Regions from separate parts of the Homo sapiens genome. Here regions 2, 3 and 4 are each linked to region 1. The links are chromatin contacts, found by Hi-C or POLR2A ChIA-PET in ENCODE. All regions are on one chromosome and are shown on one strand. The core of a region is the stretch at or near the end of the contact, and the rest is flanking DNA. Distances in the headings are between cores, read along the strand shown.

Region 1 (7,855 bases), core at 1,672-4,171:
AGATATACATGTATATTTTGTAATCTCTTGTAATTTTTTGAACTTTTTATATTTTATTTTTATCTGCATTCTTTTTATTTTTTCAATTTGAAACCACCTTTAAGTAATTTCACATTGTTATAGGAAACAAAAAGATATCATTTAGTGATAACCTCAGTGGCTCACGCCTGTAATCCCAGAACTTTGGGAGGCCTAGGTGGGTGGATCACTTGAGGTCAGGAGTTCAAGACTAGCCTGGCCAACATGGTGAAACTCCATCTCTACTAAAAATACAAAAAATTAGCAGGTTGTGGTGGTGCACTTTTGTAGTGCCAGCTACTCTGGAGACCGAAACAGAAGAATCGCTTGAACCCAGGAGGTGGAGGTTGTGTAAGGCCCAAGAGGTTCACCTTGCCCTTTGCCTAGACAGAGCTGATTCATCAAGACAGGCGAATTTGTGGAGGAAAAGTTAAATAATAAATTTGAACTCAATTGAACGTGGACACAAACAATGGTCACCGAGTCCCAGAACAGGTTGTGTGAGCCCCTTCAAGCGTTCATTCAGTGCTGTTTTGGAGAAATCTCTATTTCAATCTATTCCTATGCATTAGTTATTGAAAAACAATAGGCAATCGCAAAAACAAGTTGACATTTTTATGTTCCTCGTGCCGGGTCATGAAAGGCCCTCGTGACTAGGCCTCATGCGAAACAACTAGTTACAAAAGAGCTAGGATACCAGACTGGGCTGAAGCTTCATGAGACCTCTTCTCATCTGTGCAGGAATGAGCGGCCGACTCTGGAGCCCAAGCTGTTGCTTCCCATCTGGTGGTGAGGCCTCCACTGTCTGGTGAGTGCAATGTCCGATGCTAGAGCCCAGGCTGTTGCTTCCCACTCTGGTAGTGAATCCTCCATAGTCTGGTGAGTGTAAATATATATATATTTTTTCCTTTCTCCTCTTCCCATTGCAATTTGCTTATTATATCAATCTACTTGTTATATCAATCTGCTTATTATATTGATTTGCTTATTACATAATTTGCTTATTATATCTGCATTGCTATTTACGTGGAATGAAGCTTGTTTACCCTTAAAGGTATTGTGTGTGTGTCTTTCCTTCTCCCCCTCGTGCGTTTCCCGCACAGAACACTTTTGGTGTCACAAACAGGATTCAAAAACAAAAGTGTGCCACTTTTTAGCAACAAGGGCAGGGCGGGAGGCTCGAGGACTTCCCATATCCCCGGATGGAAACTCCCCCAGTTCTCTCCCTTGGCAATTGAATGGTCAAGGGGAACCGGACTTTGTAAGAATTGGGAATCTAAATTAGTGCAATTTAGACCTTTGTGCGTGAAGTGCTGCAGGGAATTCCAGTCAGCAAAGGAGACGCTGAGGGGATCTCCCAGAGTGGATGGTGTTTCCTTACTGCTTATAAGATAATGTGTCAAGATAGGGGCTGGTTGCATCCTATGAAATGCAGGGAAATAATTCATTTTACCAAAGGCTAAGCCTAAAATACTAGAATTTGCAACCCCTACCACTAAAAATGAGGCTCAGAAATTTATTGGCTTGTTTGGATTCTGGAGACATCATATTCCCCACTTGGGTAACATGTTACAACCTCTGCATGCAGCCACCAGAAAACGCTATGACTTTGGGGAGAGAAAGAGATCATGGCTTCCGAACAAGATAAACAAGCAGTGCAACTGGCCCTGGATCTATGACCCATTTGGGATGGTCCCGTAGAACTGCAAGTAACTGTCCTAGATCAACATGCTAATTGGAGCCTTAGGCAGAAACAAGATGGGAAGAGGTACATTTCTGGTTTTGGACCCAGAAACTGCCAGAGGCCAGCAAAGCTTATAACCCTTTCGAGGAGCAATTGTTAGCTTGCTATTGGGCTTTGCTGGAAACGAAACACCTCTGCTTCAACCATGATGTCTTTATGAGGCTTGAAATTCCTATTATGACTTGGGTCATGAGTTCCCCCGAAACTCACCAGATAGGGCACGCCAAGGGGGAGAACTGGGGGAGTTTCCATTCCGGGATTTGGGACGTCCCCAAGTTTCCAGCCTTGGGCTCCAGAGTCAGACACCGCACTCTCCAGGCTGGAAGATTCTCCACCAGGCCAGGAAGCAACAGCATGGGTTCCAGAGTGGGACACCCGCACTCACCAGACTATGAAGGACTCACCACCAGACCAAGAAGCAACAGCCTGAGCTCCAGAGTCAGACACCACCCTCATCAGACTGTGGAGGATTCACCACCAGACAGGGAAGCAACAGCCTGGGCTCCAGAGTTGGCCACTCGTCCGTGCACAGACGAGGAGAGGTCTCATGAAGCTTCGGTGCAGTCTGGGACCACAGCTCTTTAGTAACGAGTTGTTTGGCATAAAGCCCAGTCACAGGGCTCTTCAGGACAGGGCTTAAGGAACACAAAAAGGTCAGCTTGTTTTTGTGATTGTCTATTGTTTTTCAACAATAGTAGCTGTAATCCCAGCTACTCAGGAGGCTGAGGCAGGAAAATCGGGTGAGCGAGACCCCGCCACTGCACTCCAGCCTGGGTGACAAAGCGAGACTCCGTCTCAAAAAAAAAAAAAAAAACATTAGCTTTAGTATTGATAATACACTACTAACAAAGTAAACGTTGATTTTCTCTTGAACAAAAATTTTATGTATTATTAATATGCCAGCAAAATACTTCTGTTCACCTTTTGAATACATTCAAAAGGAGAGTGAGTACAAAAGAGAATTTTCTCATGCTCTGGGGGGGGCCTGGGTCAGCTCAGGAAGGAAGCCCTGCCTGTAAAGGCTGCAGCTTAGGCTGTCTCTCTTCACTTAGCCCAGCATCTGATCACATCTTCTGTCACTCAGGGCCTGAGGGGCGGGACCTAAAGCATTATCCAATCAGAGACGCTGGGCTGGAAACCGTCCAATCAGGCACGCAGCTGGAGCGACGAGGACGGCTTTCCGCTTTTGGCGCGGCCTTTGTCTCTAGCTGCAGCCGGCGTTTCAGGTCTCGTCTTCACTGGTCTGTGTCCTATTCTCCTGGAGGCCCAGCCTCTGTGGCCCTGTGACCTGCAGGTATTGGGAGATCCACAGCTAAAACCCCAGGACACCCTGGAAGCATAGAAATGGTGAGAGTGCCCGGCCGACATCCCGAGACAGGAAGAGGGGCAGGGTGGAACTGGTGGGAAGTGACTGTGGCGGGACTCAGGCCTCTTCGCAGTCAGCTCCACAATGTGCGCCCCAAGTTCTCCTTGCCCAGGTTGGCCTCAGCCCCCTTCAGCCTTAAGATGGCGACTGCGCTGACAGCCGGGCCGCCAGGCCTCCTGTCTCTTCCTCTCGCAGTGACTGTGCCATGGCCTGGAGCCCTTTCTAGGCAGCTCTGCAGCGGCAGCGCCGCGTTTCTCCCAGATTTTGCAGGGACCATGGGAGGGTCGTCAGGGGAGAATCCTGACTCGGGATGTGGGTTCATGAATGGGAAGAGCTTTGGTCCGTGGGGTTCACAGTTTCTCTTTTCTGTTATTAAAAATGTGTGGAATCCGGGAGGTGGAGCTTGCATTGAGCCGAGATTGCACCACCACTCCAGCCTGGGCGACAGAGGGAGACTCCGTCTCAAAGAAAAAAAAAAAGTATGGTGCCAGGTACGAAATGCCAGTAATCCCAACACTTTGGGAGGCTGAGAAGGGCTGATCACTTGAGGTCAGGAGTTGAAGACCAGCCTGGGCAAAATGGGGAAACCCCATCTCTACAAAGAAAATAGAAAAATTAGCTGAGTGTGATGGCGAATGTCTCTAGTCCCAGCTACTCGGGAGGCAGAGGAGAGAGAATCGCTTGAACCCAGGAGGCGGAGGCTGCAGTGAGCTGATATCACACCACTGCATTCCAGCCTGGGTGACAGAGCAAGACTTTGTCCTTTTTTTTTTTTTTTTTTTTTTTGAGACGGAGTCTCGCTGTCGCCCAGGCTGGAGTACAGTGGCGCGATCTCGGCCCACTGCAGGCTCCGCCCCCTGGGGTTCACGCCATTCTCCTGCCTCAGCTTCCCGAGTAGCTGGGACTACAGGCGCCCGCCACCTTGCCTGGCTAATTTTTTGTATTTTTAGTAGAGACGGGGTTTCACTGTGTTAACCAGGATGGTCTCCATCTCCTGACCTCGTGATCCGCCCGCCTTGGCCTCCCAAAGTGCTGGGATTACAGGCGTGAACCACCGCGCCCGGCCTAAGACTTTGTCTAAAAAAATAAATAAATACATAAATTATGGGAGTCACCGCAAAAATATCAAATAATTTAATCAGTCATTCAAGAGCACCCAGCTATAGTTTGTAGTTTGCGGTCCATGGGAGGGGCTTGAAGGAAACATTGATAAGGTGCATGATGAAGAAAACCATATTCAATAATTCAATACGTATAGTTATGTAGTTTCTTTGTACAATTAAGGTGGAAATTTCCTGGTTATGTAATCAGAGCTTAATTGGCAGTTTATGGTTTTTTAAGCCTGAATTTTGTTTCCCGAATGTAGTAATTTAGCAAAAACTGCACTTGAGTTTAGATTTTTATTTTAGAAGGAGGAATCCGAGGACTAGAGCATCCTCAGTCTAATTGCCTGCCACTTAATTATTTCCACACCCCACAGGGGACTGATTTTTCCCTAGCATTTTTCACATGTGTCCTAAGCAGGGCCTGAAATGTACCCCACGTTCCTCAATTAATCATTTTTTTTAAAGCATTGCATAACACTATTGAAAAGACTTGTTTTCTCTTTGTAAATATTTCCCAGAAGAAAGCAAAGAATAATCCCCTGACACTGTATTGTAAAAAATATCTGTGCCTGCATTTCTTTTGTTGTTTTTGTTTTTTGAGATGGAATCTGGCTCTATTGCCAGGCTGGAGTGCAGTCGCGCGATCTCGATTTACTGCAACCTCCGTCTCCTGGGTTCCAGCGATCCTCCTGCCTCAGCCTTTCCAGTAGCTGGGACTACAGGCGCGCGCCACCACGCCCAGCTAAATTTTTGTATTTTAAGCAGAGACGGGGTTTCACCATGTGGGCCAGGATGGTCTCAATCTCTTGACCTCGTGATCCACTCGCCTTGGCCTTCCAAAGTGCTGGGGTTAGGCGTGAGCCACCGCGCCCGGCTCCTCTTTTTCTTTTATTTTTCCAGAGAACTTACCAAAATGTTTTTGGGTCAAGATTACCCTTTGTAAACTTTGTAGGGTGATGTGTCCTCAGCTATCCTTCAGTTTTTTTTCTGGGCCTGAGTTTTAGTACTTTCTGGGAATAAACCAAGATACCCACCATGGCTATGTCTGGTAGAGTGTCTAGTGACTATTAGCTCTTGGGTCATTTTCTCCCATAGGACCACCTGAAGTATACAGTGTAGCCTCTCAAAAGAGCAGGTGACAGCCTTGGGGCTGAAAGGCATCTCCTGTTGCACTTCTTCTTTTTTCTTTTTTTTTTTTTTTTCCTGAAAAGCTAACCCCTTGAGGCTGGGTGCAGTGTCTCACGCCTGTAATCCCAGCACTTTGGGAGGCCGAGGTGGGTGGGTCACCTGAGATCAGGAGTTGGAGACCAGCCTGGAGGCTGGCCAACATGGTGAAACCCCATCTCTACTAAAAAATACAAAAAATCAGCCGGGCATGGTGGCAGGCGCCTGTAATCCCAGCTACTCGGGAGGCTGAGGCAGGAGAATGGCGTGAACCCGGTAGGCGGAGGTTTCAGTGAGCCGAGATTGCGCCACTGCACTCCAGCCTGGGCGACAAGAGCAAGACTCGATCTCACAAAAAATAAAGAAAAGCTAACCCCTTGAGACATGATTCTCTTCACCCAACCTAGCTTCCAATTCTTGGAGACACATTGCTTGTCAGCCAACCAGATGCTGGTATCGAGGGGAAAACAAATAATTTCTGTCCCCTAGATTTTCTTGGCGGGGGCAGGGGGGGGGTGGCAGAAAAATAGTGAAAAATTTGTTTAAAAAAAAAACACTCCAAAAGACAAAAAAAACTGACCCCAGTGAGATGGCGTAAAAATTTAGGAAGTAAAATGCACCTGGAGGACTCACTGGGTCATATCGCAGTGTCTCCTGGGAGGGTGGTTATTGAGCACGTAAATGAGCAGGATGGGGTGGGTGATTCGACCTGTACCTTGAAACGATCTGTTCACTTATTTTGACCTCCCTTTTTTTTTTTCTTTTTTGAGACAGTCTCAATCTGTTGCACAGGCTGGAATGCAATGGCTCAATCTCGGCTCACTGCAACCTCCACCTCCTGGGTTCAATTGATTCTCATGGCCTCAGCCTCCCAAGTAGCTAGGACTACAGGTGCGCACCACTAGGCCCAGCTAGTTTTTGTATTTTTAGTAGAGATGGACTAGGCTGGTCCCAAACTTCTAGTCTTAAGTGATCCACCTGCCTTGGCCTCCCAAAGTGCTGGGATTACAGGCGTGAGCCACTGCACCCAGCTGACATGTTTTTTTAACTAAAATTTGCATTTTATTAGTAGGGCTTGAAAGTTAAGAAAATATTTACAAAGAAAATAAAATATGAGTTTCAAAAAATTAATATCTAATCATATATTCCATTTGTTAATCATTCTCATTTATCTTTTTCTTTCCCAGAGTGAGTTTAGGAATTTTCTCAGGTGTGTTTTTTATGGCTGAGTGATTTCAAACAGAATTCCAAGCCTTAACTTTAAGAATGCTAGCTACCAAGGGAAAAAATAAGAAAAATCTCTCTTTCATTTTGGCTGTAGACAATGAATATATTTCCACAGGAAAATGTTGTAGATAATTGAGTTACATAAATTCATCAAAACATCAGTACCTCCTTTTGCTGGGTAAATTTGTGACAGTGAATAAATATCTCATGTCTATATCCTGTTGTCTTCATTTCTGAATGTAATGCTAAATTATATGTGATGAAACATGGTACCTTCTACAAGTGTTCCCATATGACTAATTTGTTACTACATTATTTTTAATAGAAATAATAAGATAATACATATATTGTCTGAAAGAAGTAGGTATATTTGCTTTTCTTATGAAGGTATAAAATGCAAGCACTTTAGCCAGGTGCAGTGACTCATGCCTGTAATCCCAGCATTTTGGGAGGCCGAGGCAGGTAGATCACTTGAGGTCAGGAGTTCCACACCAGCCTTCCCAACATAGTGAAATTCCATCTCTACTAAAAATACAAAAATTAATAGGGTATGGTGGCGCATACTTTGTAGTTTCAGCTGCTTGGGAGGCTGAGGGAGGAGAATGACTTGAACTCGGGAAGCAGAGGTTGCAGTGAGCTGAGATCATACCATGGCACTCCAGCCTGGGTGACAGGGCAAGACTCCATCTCAAAAAAAAAATTAAGCACCTTAAAATTTCCATCCCTTATATAAACACAGTGTTTGAGTAATTTCACTGGATTTTTTGAACAGTTTCAAAAACCAAGTAAATAACTCTCACATGGAAATTAAAGCTTGAACCTTGTGACTCCAAGCTAAGGCTAATATTAAGCCTGCAACAGGAGGTTATTAAAGGCCCAGTTAGTTATTCTTGGGGAACCTTTCCTGCAGATGTTTCAGCCTGCTCACCCGAGCCATGGAAGGAGCCTTCATCCTCAGAGAAACTGCAGAGCCCTGGAAAGCTGGGGCCCCACAGGCAGATGCAGTTAAGGTTAAAATGAAAGGAAACTGGGGGACGGTCTTACTAATGATGATGAAGTTGTTATTGTTTTGAGGCACCTTCTACACTTTGTGTAATACAAATGTTAGATTTATGTAAAAAAAATGAATTTCAAAAATGTATTGCAACAGGAGGAAGTACCAACTAACTATAAGATCTTTACGGCTTGCATAGATGTAGGCAGAAAAGAGCTTTCTTTTCTAGGGAGGAG
Region 2 (7,855 bases), core at 3,914-6,413, 1.5 Mb before region 1:
ACACTCTTAGTCCACTGTTTTTTTCTTATGGCTCTCCAAATGACAGAAATAAAAAAGGGGTCACTTGTGTGCCTTCATGAGCTACACTTTTACATGAAAATGATTTTGCAGCCAACCTTCTATATGGGCAAACTTATGCCTTGATAGGTAAAAGACGAAGGGCCAATATGGGAGAGATTTTTTTTTTTTTTTGAGATGGAGTCTCACTCTGTTGCCCAGGCTGGAGTGCAGTGGTGTGATCTCAGCTCACTGCAACCTCCGACTCCATGGTTCAAATGATTCTCCTGCCTCAGCCTGCTGAATAGCTGGGATTACAGGCACATGCCATCACACCCAGCTAAGTTTTGTATTTTTAGTAGAGACAGGGTTTCACCATGTTGGCCGTGATGGTCTCGATCTCCTGACCTCGTGATCTGCCCGCCTCAGCCTCCCAAAGTGCTGAGATTACAGGCGTGAGCCACTGCACCCGGCCTGGTGAGAATTTTTAATAGGACATCTGTTGCCTCATAATATCAAAAATGGAATATTTGTCCACTGCTCTTAACCTACCTTATAAGTTAAAGAGAACTTATTCAGAATAGATTACAGAGTGTTGCCAGGAGGCCAGTACTCTTCTTAATGGGTATCACTTGTTAGGTCTTTTTTTCCCCCATGGTTTAGAGTAAATGAGGCAATGGTTAAAAATTTATTCCCTATGCTGGCGCAGTGTCTCATGCCTGTAATCTCAGCACTTTGGGAGGCCGAGGCAGGCAGATCACCAGGTCAGGAGTTTGAGACCAGCCTGGCCGACATGGTGAAACCCCATCTCTACTAAAAATACAAAAATTAGTAGGGCGTGGTGGCGTGTGCCTGTAATGCCAGCTACTGGGGAGGCTGAGGCAGAAGAATCGCTTGAACCTGGAGGCAGAGGTTGCAGTGAGCTGAGATCATGCCACTGCACTCCAGCCTGGGCAACAGAGTGAGACTCTGTCTCGGAAAAAAAAAAGAAAAAAAGAAAAAAAGAAATTTATTCCCCATAATAGGGCTCTATAGCAAATTCTATTGTAAAGGCTATGGTTACACAATAGACTTTAATTTTTCTTAGTAAAATTGTGGTAAATAATAGAATTTCTCTAGATTATTTACTGGATAAACAGAGAAGTATCTGTGAAGTTGCTAATACTTATAGTTGCACATAGAGAAATTCACCAGGTATTACAGAGATTCAGTTGTAGGAGATTAGTGAATAGGCTGCTTGTTTGAAATGAGGAGAACATTTATGTAGCTAATTATTTGATCTATTTAATTTTAGTTGGTGGGTTCATGGGACCCTGACTAAAAAGCATACTTGAAACTTTTGGTTATTACCCCCAGATAGTCAAAATAGTAGTCTCCCTACTGCACTGTATTCTCTCAAAAGTTATTGAAGTTTGCATGCAGTTATCTCTAGAATGTGAAATAGTCTCTCTTTAACTGGAACCACAAAAAGTCAAATACATACGTGACCATGAGGACACCATAACCTATGAATGAACTGATAAAAACAAAAACCAAAAATAATAGAAACTGAGAGTGACACTAAGACCCTGAGTTTTAGTCACACTCTGACCTATTTGAGAACTTAACCAAAAGGTGGAAAATTTTTAAACAAAATTATTGGAGGCCATTATTCTGGACTGACCTTGTGCACTAGGCCCAAACAGACCAAATCAAAGTAAATGGAGTCACTCATGCTAAATGTGAAATAATCAAATTAAAAATTTAAGTAAATAGGTAGATCTTAAAACAGGGTAGGTTTTATTTTTATTTTGGAAACAGCAGATTTCGATACAAGATGGTCCCCTCTACTGCAACCCTAAAAAACAAATAACGTGAAGTCCTTGTTTCCACTTTTAAAACCCACAGTTCTGCTATTTCATAGTGGGATTTGAGACTAAATAAGTACACTTTTGATGGTGACAGAGTAATATCAATGTCTAAAGTTTTGGTCTATCTCTCAAAATTGAGAACGTGACCAAAAGGGAGAAATTGTTAAATTAATTATCTCTAAAGCTGCACCCTTTCCTGTTTAACTTTGGTCACTAGGTTTTTTTGTACATAGTAAACTGAAACCTAACTGGATATATAAATAGACTGTAACCCATTATTGTACCAACCACTGTGCTTCTGCCAATAAAAGAACATCAAGTGTTCAAATCATGATTAAATAAGGCAAATCCCAACCTGTAATCAATCTGGCTGTTTCTGTACCTCACTTTCATTTTCTGTATGTCACTTTGCTTTTGCTGTCTATCAATCTGTTTTCATCATGTGGCTGTGCTAGAGTCTCTCTGCGCCTACTCTGGATCCACAGGCTACCCAATCTGCAAATCATTCCATGCTCAATTGGACTCTGCTGCTCACGCCTGTAATCCCAGCACTTTGGGAGGACAAGGTGGGCAGATCACGAGGTCAGGAATTCGAGAGCAGCCTGACCAACATGGTAAAACCCCGTCTCTACTAAAAATACAAAAATTAGCTGGTCGTGGTGGCGGATGCCTATAATCCAGGTACTCAGAAGGCTGAGGCAGGAGAATCGCTTGAACTGGGGAGGCCGAGGTTGCAGTGAGCCAAGATCGCACTGCTGTGCTCCAGCCTGGGTGACAGAGCGAGACTCCATCTCAAAAATAAAAAATAAATTTAAAAAATTTATTAATTTCTCTAAAGATTTTTCCTTTTAATGGATTTCAACTATTTTCTATGATGAAAAATAAATAATGTGTTGTTGGTCTTTGATTTTCTAAACTCATCCTTCAGTTATTTCCCCAAATTATTTTATATCTTTTCAAAATGCTTCTCCAATTTTTTTCTTTCTTTTTTTTTTTTTGAGACAGGGACTCACTCTGTCACCCAGTCTTGATTGCAGTGGTGTAACTACTCATAGCTCACTGCAGCCTTGACTTTCCAGGCTTAAGCAATCCTCCTGCCTCGGCCACCTAAGTATCTGGGACTATAGGCATGCACCACCATGGGTGGCTAATTTCTTCATTTTTGTCATGGAAACAGAATCTTATTATGTTGATCAGGCTGCATTGGAACTCCTAAGCTCACATAAATCTCCCATATCAGCCTCCCAAAGTACTAAAAATACAGGTGAGAGCCACCGTGTGCTTCTGCAATTTTTGTGAGGATTATTCCCAAATGAGCACAAATCTAAAAGGAATCTGACTTCTACTATGGAAGTGTCACTCTCCAGGATTTCAATAGTCTAGGGCAGGGCAGCTACTTTAGTAGTGTCATCTATGGAGGTGCATGGGCTTTGGAGTCAGATAAAGTTGATCCTGAGTCTCAGCCCAGCCACTTAGTAGCCGTAGGACTTTGCACAAGTTTCCTGATGTGGAAGAGTTCTATATACCACATATGCAAAAAAGGTAGAATGATACTGATTGCAAAATGACATTTTTTCATCCCTCTTGTATCTTTGCCCATAACCAGGTGCTTTTACAGCTGTTTCCATCAAGATCTGGAATCTGTTTTCAAAGCCCTATATCTGGCTGACCTTATTTGCTCAGGTCAACAGAAACCTGTGAACATGACAGTGGGCCAGTTTGGGGCCCAGGCTCAAATGGTATTGACTGCTTCTCTTTTTCTTTTAGAATGCTGCCATCTCCATGAATAATGCCCATGTTAGCCAGCTGGAAAATAAGATACCATGAAGAGGAGAAGCAAGGTGCCCCTGTTGACAGACCCAGGAGCAGAAGCTCACCCCCAGATGCACAGCTGTCTAGTCAAAAAGCAGGTGATGATACATGTCTGAAGGAGCTCAGCTGAGACCAGAAGAATGGCCCCACTCAGCTCGGCCTAAATGGCCAACCATTTCAATTATAAACTAATAAGTTTTGGATGATTTGTTATGCCTCAATAGCTAACTAATACATGCACCCAGTACAGATAAGTTGCCAGGATTCAGTGACAGGTTGACTAAGAGTTGGCTTCTAACAGTGGACACCCTCTAGGTACTGATTTCTTCCCCTGATTTAAAGTTCGATGTTTTGTAAGAGAATTTTGGGTAATGCAGAAATACCTGTAGACATGTATGCGTGTGATTGGTGCTTAGACTCACATAGTCCCCCACACCACAGGAGAAAACAGATAAACACAGCCTGATTGTTAGGGCCAAGACCATATAGCAAACTATGTTTGTTTTTAATCTATTTTCTCCATCTCTAAATACTGGAGTTCAAGTGTGTGGACAGAACTGAAGACATAGTTGTTTTTTCTCCTGTGGCCCCATCATCCTTTGTTCACTATCTGGTCTCTAAAAGAAAGGTGGGCAACAGGTGGCCAGCAGTTGTTTATTACCTGTGGCTATTTTATTCCTACTGCCCTCAGCTCTTTCTATGGGAACTATCTGGTCCACCCTAGGAACCAAAGAGAGATGTTTGTAGGGAGAGTCTCTTCTTTCACTCTCGCAGGAAAGAGATGTTCAGGCCCTTCACACCGCTGACATCAGAGCTGCACTTCAATGTGACAGCTATTGTCCATGTGTGGCTACTGGGTTCCCACAATGTGCCTGGTCTGAAATGCGATATGCTAGAAAGGTAAAATACAAAGTCAGCTTCAAAGATTTAGTTCCAAATATTTATATATTTTATCAATAATTACATATTTCTCACACATTAAAATGATAATATTTTGAATATAATGGGTGAATTACATTGTTAACAATCAGTTCAACTTGTTTCTTTTTAAAGTTTGGCTACTAGAAAATTTCAAATCCACATGTGGCTGACATTCATTTTAGATGATTTTCTCTTTTCTAAAATCTCAGGCTGCCTGCTCAAAGGGCCAGAAGCCAGGAAGGTCATAAAAGCTGAAATTTTAAAATAATTGTTATATTCTTTTCACTTGTGTATAGCTATATAATGTATTATTTATTTATACATATGACCTTATACACAAATTTAAAGGCAAATACTCTCTGGGATGGGCCTAGCTCAGCTGAGGGAGGAAGCCCTGTCAGAAGAGGGGGCAGTCTAGGCTGTCACTCTTTCTTCATTGAACCCGCATCTGATCACATCTTCTGTCACTCAAAGCCTGACAGGGCGGGGATTTAAGCATTATCCAACCAGGGACGCTGGGCTGGAAACCGTCCAATCAGGCATGCAGCTGGAGCGGACTGGACGGCTTCCGGGTTTGGCGGGGTCTTTGTCTCTCGCTGTAGCCGGAGCTCCAGGTTTTGCTCTCACTTCTCTGTGTCTTCTGCTCCTAGGGGCCTAGCCTGTGTGGCCCTCTGACCTGCAGATATTGGGAGATCCACAGCTAAGACGCCAGGACCCCCTAGAAGCCTAGAAATGGTGAGAGTGCCCGGTCCGACATCCCGAGAGACGGCGAAAGGGCTGGTTGGAACTGGTGGGAAGTAGCTGTGGCGGGACTCAGGCCTCTCCGCAGTCAGCTTCACAATCTGCGCCTTGCCCAGCTCGGCCTCCGTCCCCTTCGGCCATAAGATGGCGGCTGCGCTGACAGCCAGGACCCCAGGCGTCCTTTCTCTTCCCTGCGTAGTGACTGTGCCTTGGCCTGGAGCCCTCTCTTGGCAGCTCTGCACCCGCAGCGCCGCGTCTCTCTCAGATTGTGCAGGGACCACGGGAGGGTCGTCAGGGGAAAATCCTGACTCGGGGTGCGGGTTCATGAATGGGAAGATCTTTGGTCCGTGGCTTTCCCAGTTCCTCTTTTCTCCTATTAAAAATGTATGGGAGTCACTGCACAAATATTAACGATTTTTTTGTTTGTTTGAGACGGAGTCGCTCTGTCGCCCAGGCTAGGGTTTAGTGGCGCGATCTCCCCTCACTGCAACCTCCGCCTCCCGGGTTCTGGAGATTCTCCTGGCTCAGCCTCCCGAGTAACTGGGATTACAGGCGCCTGTCACTGGGCCGGCCTTATTTTTTTGTATTTTTAGTTGGGACGGGGTTTCACCTCGTTGGCCAGGCTGGTCTTGAACTCCTGACCTCGTGATCCGCCCGCCTTGGCCTCCTAAAGTGCTGGGATTACAGGCGTGAGCCACCGCGCCTGGCCTAAAGAATTTAATCAAACAGTGATTCAAGAATCATAGAGTATCCAGCTATGGTTTGTAGTTTGTTGTCTATGGGAGAGGCTTGAAGGAAAGTCATTTATAAAATGTATGATGAAGAAAACTAAATTTAGTAATTGGTTACAGTAACGTAGTTTCTTGATTTGTACAATACAGGTGAAGATTTCCTGGTTGTGTAATCAGAGGTTAATTAACAGTTTATAGTTGTTTAAGCCTACATTTTCTCTGAATGTAGTAATTAAAAAAAAAATGCACCTGAGTTAGATTTTTTTTTTTTTTAAGTAGGAACCCAGGGACTAGAGACACCTCAGTGGAATTGCCTGTCTCTTAATTATTTTCACACTCCACGGGGAACTGATTTTCTGCTGCATTTTTCACCTGTGTCCCAAGCAGGTTGTTAAGTCTAACCCCCGTCCCCCATTTCTCCAGCCTCACTCTGGCTTGCAGTAAGATACTAAATTTCCAATTTCTTCTGGCGTTCCCAAATGTCAACTTTTCCTTCCTAATTCACATTATCACCTATTTGTCCTTTAGTGTACTTGTTTATACCATATTTTAATTAATTGTTTTTGACAAAGCATTAAATGGCGCTTTTAAGAAGATGTGTTATCCGCTTGTAAATATTTCCCACGAAAAGGAAACAAAGACTAATCCTCTGACACTGTATTGTAGAAAATCTCTGTGTCTCTTTTCCTTTTACCTTCTCTAGGCACAGAGATTTATCAGAATGTTTTTGGGTCAAGGTTTTGATTTGGAAAAATCTATGGGGTGATGTGTCCTCAGCCACCCTTTAGTTTTTTCCTGGTCCTGGGTTTCAGTACTATCTGTGGATAAACCGAGATATCCGCCATGGTTCTGTCAGCTAAAGTGCCTAGTGAATGTCAGCTTCTGGTTTATTTTCTCCCGTAGGATGACCCGAGGTATGGAATGTGTCCTCTCAAGGGAGCAAGTGGATGCCCTGGGGCTGAGAGGAGTCTTCTGGTGCAGTCTTATTTTGAAAAGGTAACCCCTTGAGACATTAAAATTGTCTTCACCCAACCCAGCTTTCATTTCTTGGAGACACGTTGCTGGTCAGCCAATCAGATGCTGGTATTGAGGGGAAACACAAAAATAATTTCTGCTCCCTGGATCATCTAAGGGGGGCAGAAAAATAGTGAAATAAATATAAAGAAAAATATTGGAAAAAAAAGTGAAAATTTTGTTACCAAAAAGTATTCCAAAAGACAAACAACAACAGAACTGACCCCAGTGAGATGGTGTAAGAGCTTGCAAAGTAAAATGCACCTGGGGCAGTCACTGGGGCATAATGCAGTGTCTTCTGAGTGGGTGGTTCTTGAGCACATAAGTGAGCAGGAGTGGGTGGAAGAATCTCTCCAGTGATTGAATGACCTGACTTGAAACATGAGTCAGACACATCTGTTATTTAATCAGCACTGCCACTACCTGGGTTTGTCACCTTGAAGATATTTGTCACTTATTTTGACCTCAGTTTTTTAGCTGTAAATTGCATTATATTAGTAGGGCTTGAAAGGTAGAAAAATATTTACAAAGGTCATGAAAGAGGTGGGTTTCAGAAAAAAATGTCTGATCATGTATTTCATTTGTCAAAAATTTGTTAAAAATTCTCATTTACTGTTTTTCCCAGAGTGAGTTAGGAATTTTCTCAGGTGTGTTTTTTTTATGGCTGAGTGATTTCAAACAGAATTTCAAGGCTTAGCTTTTAGAATGCTCCCAGGCAAAATCTCTCAATTTTAGTTTTGGAAAATGAATACATTTCCACAAGAAAATGTGGTGGATAATTGGTGAGTT
Region 3 (7,855 bases), core at 3,022-5,521, 1.3 Mb before region 1:
TTGCAATCCTTAAAGCTCTTATGGTTGGTATTTCCTCCTGTTGCAATACTCCTTGGTAATTCAATTTTCTTTTTTTTATACAAATCTAACTTTGTTCTACTTTACAAAGTCTAAAAACTGTCTCAAAACAAGGACAACTTTATCTTCAGTAAGATCCTCCCAGTTCCCTTCCACCTTAACTGTAACTGTATCTGCCTGTGGGTTCCCAGCTTTCCAGGGCTCTGTAGCTTCTCTCAGGATAAAGCCTCCTTCCATGGCTGGGGTGAGCAGGCAGGGACACCTGCAGGGGAGGCTCCCCAGAAAGAACTAACTGGATCTTAAATAACCTTCTTTTGCAGGCTCAATATTAGCCTTAGCTTGGAGTCACTGGGCTCAAGTTTTAATTTCCGTGTCAGAGTTATTCACTTGGTCTTTGAAACTAAGTGTTCGAAAAATCCAGCAAAATTACTCAATGTTCATATAAAACAAGGCAATTTTACAATGCTTACATTTCATACCTCAATAAGAAAAGCAAAAGTATCTATTCCTTTATAAATGTATTATTTTATTATTTCCATTAAAAAATCATGTAGTAGGCCGGGCAAGGTGGCTCATGCCTGTAATCCTAGCACTTTAGGAGGGGCAGATTGCCAGAGCTCAGGAGTTCGAGACAAGCCTGGGCAACACGGCGAAACCCTGTCTCTACTAAAATACAAAAATAGGCTGGCGCGACAGTGTGCGCCTGTAGTTCCAGCTACTCGGGAGGCTGAGGCAGGAGAATTGCTTGAACCCAGGAGGCAGAAGTTGCAGTGAGCCAAGATCGCACCACTGCACCCCAGCCTTGAGCAAGACTCCATTTCAAAAAAAAAAAAAATGTAGTAAACAATTAGTCATATGGGAACACTTCTAGGAGGCACCAAGTTTCATCTAAAAAATACAGCATTAAACTCTGAAATAAAGATAACAGGATATAGAACAGAGATATTCACTGTCAGAAATTTATCCTGCAAAAACAACTGATGTTTTCATGAATTCATGTAACTCACCTATTATCTACAACATTTTCTTCTGGAAATGCATTCATTTTCTACAGCCAAAATGGAAGAGATTTTTCCCTATTCTTTTCCTTGGTAGCATTCCAAAATCTAAGCCTTGGAATTCTGTTTGAAATCACCCAGCCATAAAAAAAAAAAAGCCTGAGAAAATTTCTAAACTCACTCTAAGAAAGAAAAAGGTACATGAGAATTTTTAACAAAAAAAAAAGATAGATTTTTCTGAAGCCCACCTCTTTTATGCGCTTTGTAAATATTTTCTTACCTTTCAAGCTCTACTAAAAAATTGCAATTTAGAGTTAAAAAACTGAAGTCAATATAAGTGAACAAATCTTTTCAAAGTGACAAACCCAGGGAGTGGCAGTGCTGATAAGAAAACAGATGTGTCCGACTCATGTGTCAAGTTCAATCACTTGAGAGATTCTCCTACCCATCCCGCTCACTTAAGTCACTTAAGTACTCAATAACCACCCTCTCAGGAGACTGCTCTATGTTCCAGTAAGTGTCCCAAGTGCATTTTACTTTGCAATTTCTCGCCTCATCTCACCGGGGTCAGGGTTTCTTTTGTCTTTTGAGATATCACCTTTTTTTTTTTTTTCAGATGGAGTTTCACTCGTGTTGCACAGGCTGGAGTGCAATGGCACGATCTCGGCTCACCGCAACCTCCGCCTCCCGAGTTCTTCTGCCTCAGCCTCCTGAGTAGCTGGGATTACAGGCATGCACCACCACGCCTGGTTAATTTTCTGTTTTTAGTAGAGACGGAATTTCATCATGTTAGCTAGGCTGGTCTCGAACTCCTGACCTCAGGTGATCTGCCCACCTTGGCCTCCCAAAGTGCTGGGATTACAGGCGTGAGCCACCGTGCCTGGCAGAGATACTAGTCTTTTTTCACAAATTGTAGAGAATCAAGGGGTCAGAAATTATTTGTTTTCAACTCAATACCAGCATTTGATTGGGTGACCAGCAATGTGGCCCAAAGAAAGGAAAGTCGGGCTGGGTGAACACAGTCTTAACATCTGAAGGGGTTAGCTTTTCAAACGAAAAGTACACCAGGAGATTCCTCTCAGCCCCAGGGAATACACCTGCTCCCTTCAGAGGCTACACTCCATACCACAGGTTGTCCTATGGGAGAAAATGACCCAGGAATTAATATTCATTAGACAGTCTTGCAGACATAGCCATGACTGATATCTTGGTTTATTCACAGACAGTACTGGAACCCAGGACCAGGAAAAAAACTAAAGGGTGGCTGAGGACACATCACCCCACAAAAATTCCAAGAAAAACCTTGATGCCAAAACATTCTCATAAAATCTCTATGCCTAGGGAAGATAAAAGGAAAAGAGACAAAGATTTTTTTACAATACAGTGTCAGAAGATTATTCCTTGCTTTCTTCTTATGGAAAATATTTATAAACAGAAAACAAATCTTTTTAAATGTGCCATCCAATGCTTTGTCAAAAAATGTTTAATTAAAATACAGTATCAAAAATGTACACTAAAGGACAAATAGTTAATAGTGTGAATTAGGGAGTAGTGGGAGTTGGCATTTGGGATTGTCAGGAGGAAATGGAAATTTTGTATTTTACTGCAAGCCAGAGTTAGGCTGGAGGAATGGGGGGCGTGGGAGTAGATTTGAGACCCTGCTTAGGACACCTGTGAAAAATGCAGGGGAAGATCAGTTTTGTGTAGGGAGTGAAAATAGTTAAGTGGTAGGCAATTCGACTGAGGTGGCTGTAGTCCCTGAATTCCTACTTTTAAAAGATCTAACTCAAGCCGGGAGCCGTGGCTCACGCCTGTAATCCCAGCACTTTGGGAGGCCGAGATGGGCGGATCACCCGAGGTCGGGAGTTCAAGACAAGCCTGACCAACACGGAGAAACCCCGTCTCTACTAAAAATACAAAATTAGCCGGGCGTGGTGGTGCCTGCCTATAATCCCAGCTACTCAGGAGGCTGAGGCAGGAGAATTACTTGAACACGGAGGCGGAAGGTGCAGTGAGCCGAGATCGCGCCACTGCAGTCCAGATTGGGCAAGAAGAGGGAAACTCCATCTCAAAAAAAAAAAAAAAAAAACAAAAAACTAACTCAAATGCTTTTTTTTTTGTAAATTACTACACTGGGGAAAACAAATACAGGGTTAACTATTAACTGGAATTAAGCTCTGATTACATAACCAGGAAATTTTGTAAGCTGAAGATGGAAATTAAGAAACTACGTAACCCTACCTAACCAATAACTGAATTTGCGTTTTTGTACCATGCGCAAAGTCTTTCCTTCAAGCTCCTCCAAAGGACCACAAACTACATCCCACAGCTGGGTGCTTTACAATTTTAGAACCACTCTTTAATTAAATTCTTTAATATTTTGCAGTGACTCCCCTTTTTTTTTTTTTTTTTTGTTTGAGATAGTCTCATTGTGTCAACCAGCCTGGAGTGCAATGGCACAATCTTGGTCTCCTGGGTTTAAGCGATTCTCGTGCCTCAGCCTCCCACATAGCTGGGATTACAGATGCCTGCCACCACATCCGGCTAATTTTTGTATTTTTAGCAGAGAGGGGGTTTCACCATGTTGGCCAGGCTGTTCTCGAATGCCGGACCTCAGTGATCTGCCCGCCTCCCAGCAAACTGCTGGGATTACAGGCATAAGCCACCGCGCCCGGCCACTCCCATAGATTTTTAATAGGAGAGAATGGGAACTGGGAACCCCACGGACCAAAGCTCTTCCCGCTCATGAACCCGCATCCCGAGTCACTATTCTCACCTGACGCCCCTCCCATGGTTCTTGCACAATCTGGGAGAGACTGCGGAATTGCGCGTGCAGAGCTCCCCAGACAGGGCTACACGTCAGGCACAGTCACTGCGGAGGGAAGACAGGACGCCCGGGGCCCGGCTGTCAGCACAGTCGCCATCTTATGGCTGAAGGGGACTGAAGCCGAGCTGGGCAAGGAGAATTCCGGGCGCAGATTGTGGAGCTGACTGCCGGGAGACCTAAGTCCGCCACGGCCACTTCTCACGGTTCCGACCAGCCCCTCCCCCTCTCTGGGGATGTCAGACTCGGCACTCTCACCATTTCTAGGCTTCCAGGGGGTCCTGGAGTCTTAGCTGTGTATCTCCCAATATCTGCGGGTCACAGGGCCACACAGGCTGGGCCTCTAAGAACAAAGGACACAGAAATGAAGACGAGACCTGGAGCTCTGGCTGCAGCAAGAGCCAAACGCCCCGCCATATTCCGGAAACCGTCCTGTCGCTCCAGCTGCGTGCCTGATTGGATAATGTTTAAGACCCGCCCTCTCAGGCCCTGAGTGACAGAGGGTGATCAGTTGCTGGGCAGAATGAAGCGTGACAGCCTAGCTGCAGCCTTTTCAGGCAGGCTTTCCTCCGAGCTGAGCCAGGCCCACCCTAGAGGGTGTTTGCATTGAACCTTGTGTGTAAGGTCATATGCATTTATAAATATACTATATGGCTAGTCACAAATGAAAAGAATATAATAACAATTACTTTTAAATTTTAGCTTTTATCACCTTCCTAGCTTCTGGTCCTTTGAGCAGGCAGCCTGAGATTTTAAAAAGGAGGCAGTCCTCTGAAATAAAATGTGAGCCACATGTGAATTTTTAATTTTCCAGTAGCCAAACTTTAAAAAGAAACATGAAACACGTGGAATTGATTGTAATAATGTAACTAACCCAATATGTTTAAAGTATTATAATTTTAATATGTGAGCAATGTGAAAGGAAAATATCTTGGGCCCCCAAAATTACTAAGGAAAACTCAAGCTGGGAACTAAAGGCCAATCAGAAACTCAAAAGAATTTGAGTCCACCTATCTGTGACCTGGAAGCTCCCTCCAGCTTCGTGTCTTCCTGCCTTTGCTTCAAGTTGTCCCACCTTTTCAGACTGAACCAATGTACTTCTTACATATATTGATTGATGTCTCATGTCTCCCTAAAATGTATAAAACCAATATGTTCCCTGACCACCTTGGGCAGGTGTCCTCAAGACTTCCTGAAACTATGTCATAGGCGTGTTCTCAACCTTGGCAAAATAAACTTTCTAAATTAACTGATGTCTCAGATTTTCTGGGGTCACAGCAATATGTAATTATTAAGGCACTATATATATTTTTGGAACTAAATCTTCGAAACCAACTCTGTATTTTACTTTTCTAGCAAATTGCAGTTCAGACCAGGCACATTCCAGGCACCCAGGAGCCACACATGGCCAACAGCCACCACGTTGAAGTGCAGCTCTGATGTCAGGTGGGTGGAGGCCCTGAACATCCCTTTTCTGCCAGAGGTGAGGAGACAGCCTCTCTCTACTAACATCTATCTTCGGTTCTGAGGGTGCGATAGATAGTGGCCATAGCAAGGGCAGAGGGCAGCACAAATAAAATAACCACAGGTAGACCACTCTTTGCCACCTGTTGTCCACCTTTCATCCAGAGATCAGACAGTGAACAAAAAATTCTGGGGCCACAGGAGACAGGAGAAGAAAACTCTATGTCTTTGGGTCTGTCCACAGTCTTAACCTCTAACTTTAAGATATGAAGAAGGCCGGGCGCGGTGGCTCACGCCTGTAATCCCAGCACTTTGGGAGGCCGAGGTGGGCGGATCACGAGGTCGGAAGATCGAGACCATCCTGGCTAACACGGTGAAACCCTGTCTCTACTTAAAAAATAGAAAAAATTAGCCGGGCGTGGTGGCGAGCGCCTGTAGTCCCAGCTACTCTGGAGGCTGAGGCAGGAGAATGGCTTGAACCCGGGAGGCAGAGCTTGCAGCGAGCCGAGATCGCGCCACTGCACTCCAGCCTGGGGGACAGAGCGAGACTCCGTCTCGGAAAAAAAAAAAAAAAAAAAAAAAAAAAGATATGAAGAAAATAAATTAAAGGCAAACTTATTTTGCTGTTTGGCCTTGGCTCTAATGGTCAGGCTGTGGTTATCTGTTTTTTTCCTGTGGTGTGGGGTACTGTGTGAGTATAAGCACCAATCACACACATACATGTCTACCTGTATTTCTGCATTACTCAACATTGTCTTAGGAGACATCCAACTTCAAATCGGGAAAAAAAGAAAAGAAAAGTCAGTATCTTTAGGGTGTCCACTGTCAGAAGGTAACTAGTAATCAACCTGTCATTAAATCCTGGCATTCCATCTGCACAGGGTGCATGTATTAGTTAGCTATTGCAGCATAACAAACCATCCAAAACTTATTTGCTCGTAATTGAGATGGTCAGCCATTTAGGCTGGGCTCAACTGAGGTCCTTCAGACATGTATCATCAGCTGCCTTTTCACTATTTTTATTATTATTTGGGAAATTATTGTATTATTATTTATTATTATATTATTATTATTTGGGAAAATAGCTGTGGGATGATTTTAGAAAATCAAAGCTCAATAACATTATTTATTTTCATCATAAAAAATTTGAAAATTTGTAAAAGAAGAAAACTTTAGAAAAATTAAATTTAACAGTTTAAATGAGCAAATCATGATTTGCAAATCGGGTAACCTATGGATCCAGAGTAGGCTCAGAGAGACTCCAACACAGCCACATGTTGGTAAAATTTTTATGAACCAGAAAAGCAAAATGACATACAGAAAATGGAAGTGAGGTACAGAAACAGCCAGATTTATTACAGCTTAAGATATGTCCCATTTGAACATTAAGTTTACTATGTAAAAAAACAAAAAACAAAAAACAAATCCTATTAGCCAAAATTAAACATAAGAGGGAAGCTTTAGGCTACAACTAATTTAACAATTTCTCCCTTTTGTCATCTTCTCAAGTTTGAGACCAAAACTTTAGACATTAATATCACTTTGTCACCATCAAAAATGTACTTATTTAGACTCGAATCTCACTGTGAAACAGCAGAACTGTGGGTTTGTAAAGTGGAAATAAAAACTTCAGCTTATTATTTTGAAATTATTTTTATTTGTTTTTTAAAGTGTTAGAGTACAGGGGACCTCCTTGTGTTGAAATCTGCTATTTAGAGAAGAAAAACAAAACCTGGCCAGTTTTAGAATCTACCTGTTGCCTTAAATTTTTAGTTTAATTATGTCACATCCAGCATGAGTGACTCATTTTGGTTTGGTTTGTTTGGACCTAGTGCATAAGCTCAGTCCAGAATTATGGCCTCCAATAGTTTTCTTTAAAAAATTCCCCGTTTGGTTAAGTTCTTACATAGGTCACAGTGTAACCAAAACTCGGGGCTTTAGTGCCACTCTCAGTTTCCATTATTTTTGTTTTTTGTCCTTAGCATGTCATTCATAGGTTGTGCTGTCTTCATAGTCACATATGTCTTTGAGTTTCTGTCATTCCAGTTAAAGAGAGACCATTTGACATTCTACAGATGACTACATTCAAACGTTTACATCTTTTGAGAGAATACAGTGCAGTAGGAAGATTACCATTTTGACTATCAGGAGGATAATACCAAGAGTTTGAAGCATGCTTTTTAGCCAGGGTCCCCATGAACAACCAATTAAAGTTAAATAGATCAAATAGTTAGCTAGATAAATGATCTACTCATTTCATCTAATCAGCCTGTTCATGAATCATCTACAACTGCATCTCTGTAATACCGGCTGTAGTTCTCCATGGGCAACTATTAGCAACTGCACAGATATCTATTTATCCAGTAAGTAATCAAAAGAAATTATATTTAGCATAACTTTGTGAGAAAACTTAAAGTCTATTGTGTAAGCATAGTTTTTATGGTATAATCTGCTATAGAGCCCTATTGAGAGGGATAAATTTGTAACCATTGCCTCATTTACTCTAAACAGTGATACCCATTCAGAAGAGTAATGGCCTCCTGGCAATGCT
Region 4 (7,855 bases), core at 374-2,873, 1.1 Mb before region 1:
TCTGCTCTGTCTATGACCACTGTCTGTTCTACCCTCAGAACCGAAGAGAGATGTTGGTAGGGAGAGGCTCTCTCCTCACCTCCGGCAGAAAAGGGATGTTCAGGTCGTTCACCCTCCTGATGTCAGAGCTGCACTTCAATGTAGCAGCTATTGGCCCTGTGTTGCTACTGGCTGCCTGGAATGCGCCTGGTCTGAACTGCGATGTGCTAGAAAGGTAAAATACGAGTTAGTTTCAAAGGTTTAGTTCCATATATATAGACACACTTCATTAATAATTACATATTTCTCACATATTAAAATGACAATATTTTCGATATATTGGGTTAAATTGTTACAATCAATTTCACCTGTTCTTTGTTTCTTTTTAAAAATAGAGCTAAACTCTTTTTAAAGTTTGGCTACAAATTAGCCGGGCATGGTGGCCAGCGCCTTTTATCTCAGCTACTTGGGAGGCTGAGGCAGGAGAATCGCTTGAACCCGGGAGGCAGAGGTTGCAGTGAGCAGAAATCGCGCCATTGCACTCCAGCCCAGGCAACAATGTGAGACTCCGTCTAAAAAAATAAAAATATAAAATAAAGTTTGGCTACTAGAAAATTTAAAATTTACATGTGGCTCACATTTTATGATTTTATTTTATTTATTTATTTTTTTTGAGACAGAGTTTCACTCTTGTTGTCCATACTGGAGTGCAGTGGCGTGATCTCGTCTCACTGCAACCTCCACCGCCCAGGATCAAGCGATTCTCCTGCCCCAGCCTCCCAAGTAGCTGGGATTACAGGCGCCTGCCACCATGCCCAGCTAATTTTTTTGTATTGTTTTAGAGACGGGGTTTCACCATGTTGGCCAGACTGATCTCGAACTCTGAACCTCAGATGATCCACCCTCTTCGGCCTCCCGAAGTACTGGGATTACAGGCGTGAGGTACAGCGCCCAACTTGTGGCTCACATTTTATTTCAGAGAATTGCCTCCTTTTTAAAATCTCAGGCTGCCTGCTCAAAGGACCAGAAGTCAGGAAGGTCACAAAATATAAAATTTTAGAACAGTTGGGCCGGGCGCAGTGGCTCATGCCTGTAATCCCAGCATTTTGGGAGGCCGAGGCGGGAGGATCACCTGAGGTCTGGAGTTTGAGACCAGCCTGACCAACATGGAGAAACCCCGTCTCTACTAAAAATACAAAAAAATTAGCCGGGCATGGTGGCGCATGCCTGTAATCTCAGCTACGCGGGAGGCTGAGGCAGGAGAATCGCTTGAACCCGCGAGGTGGAGGTTGCGATGAGCCAAGATCGCGCCATTGCACTCCAGCCTGGGCAACAAGAGTGAAACTCAATCTCAAAAAAAAAATTTTTTTTAGAACAATTGGGTTATTATATTCTTTTCATTTGTGAATAGCCATATAGCATATTATTTATAAGGGCATATGACCTTATACACAAGATTAAAGGCAAACACCCTCTCGGGTGGGCCTGGCTCAGCTCAGGGAGGAAGCCTTGCCTGAAAAGGCTGCAGCATAGGCTGTCACACTTCATTCAGCCCAGCATCTGATCACATCTTCCGTCCCTCAGGGCCTGAAGGGGCGGGTTTTAACATTATCCAATCAGGGACTCTGAGCTGGGGACAGTTCACTCAGACACGCAGCTGGACCGGACAGGGCGGCTTCCGGGTTTGGCGCGGCCTTTGTCTCTTGCTGCAGCCGGAGCTCCGGTCTCGTCTTCACTGCTGTTTGTCCTCTGCTCCTAGAGGCCCAGACTCTGTGGCTCTGTGACCTGCAGGTATTGGGAGATCCACAGCTAAGACTCCAGGACCCTCTGGAAGCCTAGAAATGGTGAGAGTGCCGTCCGACATCCCGAGAGAGGGGAAGGGCTGGTTGAAACCTGTGGGAAGTGGCTGTGGCGGGACTCAGGACTCCCCGCAGTCATCTCCACAATCTGCGCTCCGAGTTCTCCTTGCCTAGCTCGGCCTCAGTCCCCTTCAGCCATAAGATGGCGGCTGCGCCGACAGCCGGGCCCCCGGGCGTCCTGTCTCTTCCCTGCGCAGTGACTGTGCCCTGGCCTGCAGCCCTCTCTGGGCGGCTCTGCACCGGCAGCGCCGCGCCTCTCCCAGATTGTGCAGGGACCATGGGAGGGTGGTCAGGGGAGAATCCTGACTTGGGGTCGGGTTCATGAATGGGAAGAGCTTTGGTCTGTGGGGTTCCCGGTTCCTATTTTCTCCTATTAAAAATCTGTGGCAGTCATCGCAAAAAATATTAAAGAATTTAATCAAAGAGTGATTCAATAATTGTAGAGCACAAAAGTATGTTTTGTAGTTTGTGGTTCATGGGAGGAGCTTGAAGGAAAGACTTTTTATAAGGTGCATGATGAAGAAAACTATATTTAATAATCGGTTAGGTACATTTACGTAGCTGTTGCTGTTAAGTAGAAAGCCGGGGACTAGAGCCTCCTCAGTGTAATTGCCTGCCACTTAATTATTCTCACACTCCACAGGGGACTGATTTTCCCCTGCATTTTTCACATGCGTTCCAAGCGGGGTCTCAAGTGTACCTCCCAGCCCCATTCCTCCAGCCTAACTCTGGCCTGCAGTTAGATTTAAACTGCAAATAAACTAAAATACTAAATTTCTAGTTCCTTCTGACATTTCCAAATGCCAGCTTGCCTTTCCTAATTCACATTCTCAACTGTTTTTCCTTTAGTGTACATTTTTGATACTGTATTTTAGTTAATCATTTTTTGACAAAGCATTGGATGGCACTTAAAATTGTTTTCTGGTTGAAAATATTTCTCATGAGAAGAAAGCAAAAAATAATTCCCTGACACTGTATTTTATGAAATTTCTATGGCTTTTTTTTTTTTATCTTCCTCAGGCACAGAAATCTTATCAGAATGTTTGTTTTCAGGTGAAGGTTTTTCTTTGGAAACTTTACGGAGTGATGTGTCTTCAGCCACCCTTCAGTTTTTTCCTGGTCCTGGGTTTCAGTACTGTCTGGAGTAAACCAAGATACACATCATGACTTTTTCTGCTAGAGTGTCTAGTGAATATCAGCTCCTGGGTCATTTTTCTCCCTGAGGACAACCTGAGGTATGGAGTGTAGCTTCTCAAGGGAGCAGGTGGATGCCCTGGGGCTGAGAGGCATCTCCTGGCATACTCTTCCTTTGAAAAGCTAACCCCTTGAGACATTAAGATTGTCTTCACCCAACCCAGCTTCCATTTCTTGGAGACACAGTGCTGGTCAGCCAATCAGATGCTGGTATTGAGGGGAAAACACAGAAATAATTTCTGCCCCCTGAATTCTCTAAATTTTGTGGAAAAAAAAAAGTATCCCAAAAGACAAAGAAAAACCTGACCCAAGTGAGATGGTGCAAGAACTTACAAAGTAAAATGCACCTGGGGCATAGTGTAATGTCTCCTGAGAGGGTGGTTATTGAGCACTTAAGGTGAGCAGAATGGGGTGGGTGAATATCAGTCAGACACATCTGTTTTCTTTCTTTTCTTTTTTTTTTTTTTTGAGGTGGAGTTTCACTCTTGTTGCCCAGGCTGGAGTGCAATGGCACGATCTCGGGTCACCGCAACCTCCGCCTCCCAGGTTCAAGCGATTCTCCTGCCTCAGCCACCCGAGTAGCTGGGATTACAGGCATGTGCCACCACACCCAGCTAATGTTTTTGTATTTTTAGTAGAGATGGGGTTTCTCCATGTTGGTCAGGCTGGTCTCAAACTCCAGACCTCAGGTGATCCGCCCGCCTCGGCCTCCCAAAGTGCTGGGAATACAGGCGTGAGCCACCGCGCCCGGTCTAGACACATCTGTTTTCTAATTAGCACTACCACTCCCTGGGTTTGTCACCTTGAAAAGATTTGTTCACTTATGTTGACTTCCATTATTTAACTGTAAATTGCATTTTATTAATAGGACTTGGAAGGTAAGAAAATATTAACAGAGGGCATAAAAGAGGTGGATTTCAGAAAAAATTAATATTAATCATGTATTTTATTTGTGAGAAATTCTCATTTAAGTTTTCCTTTCTTAGAGTAAGTTTAGGAATTTTCTCAGATGTATTTTTTGTGAATATATATATAATCAAATATATATGTATTTATATTTATATTTAATATGGACTCTTGCTCTTGTTGCCCAGGCTGGAGTGCAATGGCACAATCTTGGCTCACTGCAACCTCTGCCTCCCGGGTTCAAGCAATTCTTCTGCCTCAGCCTCCCGGGTAGCTAGAATTACAGGTGGGCGTGCCACCATGCCCAGCTAATTTTTGTATTTTTTGTAGAGAACGGGGTTTCTCCATGTTGGCCAGGCTGGTCTCAAATTCCTGATCTCAAGTGATCCACCCGCCATGGCCTCCCAAAGTGTTGGGATTATAGGCATGAGCCACCGCGCCCAGCCTATTTTATGAGATTTTGGTGCACCCATCACCAGAGCATTATACACTGCACCAAATTTGTAGTCTTTTATCCCTCGTCCCCCTTCCACTCTTCCCCTCAAATCCCCAAAGTCCATTGTATCATTCTTATGCCTTTGCATCCTTATAGCTTAGCTCCCACATAACAGAACATACCATGTTTGGTTTTCAACTCCTGAGATACTTTGCTTAGAATAATAGTCTCTAGTCTCATCCAGGTTACTGCAAATGCTGTTAATTCATTTTTTATGGCTGTGTAGTATTCCATTGTATATATATACCACAGTTTCTTTATCCATTCATTGATTGATGAGGATTTGGGTTGGTTCCATGATTTTGCTATTGTGAAATGTGCCACTATGAACATGCGTGTGCAAGTATATTTTTCGAATAATGACTTCTTTTCCTCTGGGTAGATACCCAATTGTGGGATTGCTGGATCAAATGGTAATCCTACTTTTAGTTCTTTAAGGAATCTCCACAGTGTTTTCCATAGTGGCTTTTCTAGTTTACATTCCCACCAGCAATGTAGAAGTGTTCCCTGTTCACCACGTCCATGCCAACATCTACTGTTTCTTGATTTTTTGATCATGGCCATTCTTGCAGGAGTAAGGTGGTATCGCATTGTGGTTTTGATTTGCATTTCCCTGATCATTAGTGATGTTGAGGATTTTTTCATATGTTTGTTGGCCATTTGTATACCTTCTTTTGAGAATTGTTTATTCATATCCTTAGTCCACTTTTTGATGGGATTGTTTGTTTTGTACTGATTTGTTTGGGTTTGTTGTAGACTCTAGATATTAGTCCTTTGTCAGACGTATAGATTGTGAAGATTTTTTCTCACTCTATGTGTTGTCTGTTTACTCTGCTGACTGTTCTTTTTGCCGTGTAAAAACTATTTAATTTAATTAGGTCCCTGATATTTATCTTTGTTTTTATTGCATTTGCTTTTGAGTTCTTGGTCATGAAATCCTTGCCTAATCTAATGTCTAGAAGGGTTTTTCCAATGTTATGTTTTATAATTTTTATAGTTTCCGATCTTAGGTTTAAGTCCTTAATCCATCTTGAGTTGATTTTTGTATAAGATGAGAGATGAGGATCCAGTTTCATTCTCCTACATATGGCTAGCCAATTATCCCAGTACCATTTGTAGAAAAGGGTGTCCTTTCCCCACTTTATGTTTTTGTTTGCTTTGCTGAAGATCAGTTGGCTGTAAGTATTTGGGTTTATTTCTGGGTTCTCTATTCTGTTCCATTGGTCTATGTGCCTATTTTTAAACCAGTAACATGCTGTTTTGGTGACTATGGCCTTATAGTGTAGTTTGAAATCAGGTAATGTTATGCCTCCAGATTTGTTCTTTTTGCTTAGCCTTGTTTTGGCTACGCAGGCTCTTTTTTGTTCCACATGAATTTTAGAATTTTTTTTAATTCTGTGAAGAATTATGGTGGTATTTTGATAAGGATTGCACTGAATTTGTAGATTGCTTTTGGCAGTATGGTCATTTTCACAATATTGATTCTACTTATCCATGAGCGTGGGATTTGTTTCCATTTGTTTGTGCCATCTATGATTTCTTTCATCAGTGTCAGGTGTATTTTTTATGGCTTGGTAATTTCCAATAAAATTTCAAGGCTGTTTAAGAATGCTACCAAGAAAAAGAATAGGGGAAATGTCTTTCCCATTTTGGCTGTAGAAAATGAGTACATTTTCACAAGAAAATGTGGTAGATAATTGCTGAGTTACATAGATTCATGAAAGCATCAGCTCCTCTTTTTGCAGGGTAAATTTGTGACAGTGAATATCTCTGTTCAAATCCTGTTATCTTGATTTCCTAGTTTTAAGCTAAATTTTATTTGAAACTTGGTACCTCCTAGACATGTTTCCATATGACTAATTGTTTACTATATGACTTTTAATGGAAATAATAAAATAATGCATTTATTGTTTGAAAGGAATGGACACTTTTGCTTTTCTTATTGAGATATGAAATATAAGCACCCTAAAATTTTCTTCTCTTATGTCAACACTGTGTTTGAGAAACTGCTGGATTTTTTTTTTATTTTTTGAAATGGAATTTCTCTCTTATTGCCCAGGCTGGAGTGCAATGTCATGATCTCGGCTTACTGCAGCTTCCGCCTCCTGGGTTCAAACTATTCTCCTGCCTCAGTCTCTTGAGTAGCTGGGATTACAGGCATGCACCACCACACCTGGTTAATTTTGTATTTTTAGTAGAGACGGGGTTTCTGCATGTTGGTCAGGCTGGTCTCAAACTCCTGACCTCAGGTGATCTGCCCGCCTCGGCCTCCCAAAGTGCTGGGATTACAGGCGTAAGCCACTGCGCCCAGCCAAGAAACGCTGGATTTTTTAAACACTTAAGTTTATTTTTTTTTGAGACGGAGTCTTGCTCTGTAGCCAGGCTGGAGTGCAGTGGCGCGATCTCAGCTCACTGCAAGGTCCACCTCCCGGGTTCACACCATTCTCCTGCCTCAGCCTACCCAGTAGCAGGGACTACAAGTGCCCGCCACCACGCCCGACTAATTTTTTTTTTTGTATTTTTAGTAGAGACAACGTTTCACCATGTTAGCCAGGATGGTCTTGATCTCCTGACCTTGTGATCCACCCGCCTCAGCCTCCCAAAGTGTTGGGATTACAGGCGTGAGCCACTGCGCCCGGCTAAACACTTAAGTTTCAAAGACCAAGTGAATAACTCTTGACATGGAAATTAAAGCTTTAGCCCACTGGCTCAGAGCTAAGGCTAATATTGAGCCTGCAAAAAAATTTTATTAAAGGCCCAGTTAGTTTTTTCTGGGGAGTCTCCTCTGTAGATATCCCAGCCTGCTCACCCCAGCCATAGAAGTCTTTATCCTGGGAGAAGCTACAGAGCCCTGGAAAGCTGGGGACCCACAGGTGGATGCAGTTGATGTTAAAATGAAAGGGGATTGGGAGGGTCTTACTGAAGATGAAGTTGTTCTTGTTTTGAGGCAGTTTATAGACTTTGAAAATAAAACAAGGTTGAATTTACATAAAAATTTTGACTTCCAAAGAAATATTGCAACAGAAGTACCAACTACAAGGTCTTTAAGAATTGCAAAGTTCAGGCAGACAAAGGCTTCCTTTCCTAAGGAGGAACAAACAAGATTAGAAAGGAGGTGGAAGGGGAATGGCAAATGCAGGGTGAAAAAATCAGATTTTAGATCAGAGAATGTTTCACACTGAAGTCAGCCTGTTCTTTGGAGTTACATAAAATGGGTTTGTAAAGTTCAGAAGCCTTGGGGAAAAAGACAAACTTAAGTAAAGTTTCCTTAAGAAGTATTTTATTTTCACCACTGAAGTCAAATTCAACTGATTTTTCAATAAGAAAAAAAATGTGCAGAGTCGGTGTCTGCTATGTGATAGATAAGAAAAGAGAGCACCATCTAAGTCATAATGGGAAGGGTGTTTCTTTCGATAAACTG

The links. Hi-C counts contacts between places; a loop is a spot of excess contacts on that map. ChIA-PET counts read pairs that join two places held with the same protein, here RNA polymerase II (POLR2A). Pooled maps may share reads with other maps.
Region 2: a loop to region 1 is called in a map with no recorded cell type, with 13 times the contacts of the local background. The contact joins the promoter of ZNF100 here to the enhancer-like site in region 1. A Hi-C loop is called at or near these places in 1 of 37 single-sample maps with no recorded cell type and 6 of 50 pooled maps. POLR2A ChIA-PET finds 5 or more read pairs at or near these places in 2 of 52 experiments (WTC11 and activated CD4-positive, alpha-beta T cell).
Region 3: a loop to region 1 is called in a pooled map, with 8 times the contacts of the local background. The contact joins the promoter of ZNF429 here to the enhancer-like site in region 1. A Hi-C loop is called at or near these places in 5 of 50 pooled maps. POLR2A ChIA-PET finds 5 or more read pairs at or near these places in 5 of 52 experiments (T-cell, activated CD4-positive, alpha-beta memory T cell, activated naive CD4-positive, alpha-beta T cell and 1 more).
Region 4: a pooled map shows a loop between it and region 1 (18-fold over the local background). The contact joins the promoter of ZNF708 here to the enhancer-like site in region 1. A Hi-C loop is called at or near these places in 1 of 168 maps with a recorded cell type or tissue (ascending aorta) and 7 of 50 pooled maps. POLR2A ChIA-PET finds 5 or more read pairs at or near these places in 1 of 52 experiments (OCI-LY7).

What each region holds. Positions count from the first base shown.
Region 1 is chr19:20,233,542-20,241,396 of GRCh38, reverse strand. It overlaps LOC105372310 (a long non-coding RNA gene), which reads left to right. Exons shown (of 7, transcript XR_007067164.1): 2 at 760-897; 3 at 1,607-2,415; 4 at 2,847-3,109. Among named protein-coding and RNA genes, the nearest start is that of ZNF486, 70 kb to the right of the region's middle. RefSeq lists enhancers at 2,172-2,690, 3,202-3,712. Within about 2 kb of position 2,921, at least 17 of the 41 ENCODE cell types and tissues checked have a DNase peak (open chromatin) inside an H3K27ac peak, as active enhancers do; they include OCI-LY7, where a contact is called at or near this core.
Region 2 is chr19:21,764,887-21,772,741 of GRCh38, reverse strand. ZNF100 (zinc finger protein 100) reads left to right here and starts at 5,163. Exons shown (of 5, transcript NM_173531.4): 1 at 5,163-5,315; 2 at 6,956-7,048. The coding sequence starts at 5,313. RefSeq lists a silencer at 4,999-5,176.
Region 3 is chr19:21,502,018-21,509,872 of GRCh38, reverse strand. ZNF429 (zinc finger protein 429) reads right to left here and starts at 4,271. Exons shown (of 4, transcript NM_001001415.4): 1 at 4,099-4,271. The coding sequence starts at 4,101. It overlaps LINC00664 (long intergenic non-protein coding RNA 664), which reads right to left. Exons shown (of 11, transcript NR_037194.1): 11 at 6,635-7,855. RefSeq lists enhancers at 3,286-3,887, 3,583-3,942, 3,953-4,272, 3,888-4,490.
Region 4 is chr19:21,323,178-21,331,032 of GRCh38, reverse strand. ZNF708 (zinc finger protein 708) reads left to right here and starts at 1,623. Exons shown (of 4, transcript NM_021269.3): 1 at 1,623-1,823. The coding sequence starts at 1,821. RefSeq lists a silencer at 1,310-1,531 and enhancers at 778-1,766, 1,651-1,830, 1,871-2,070, 3,159-3,680.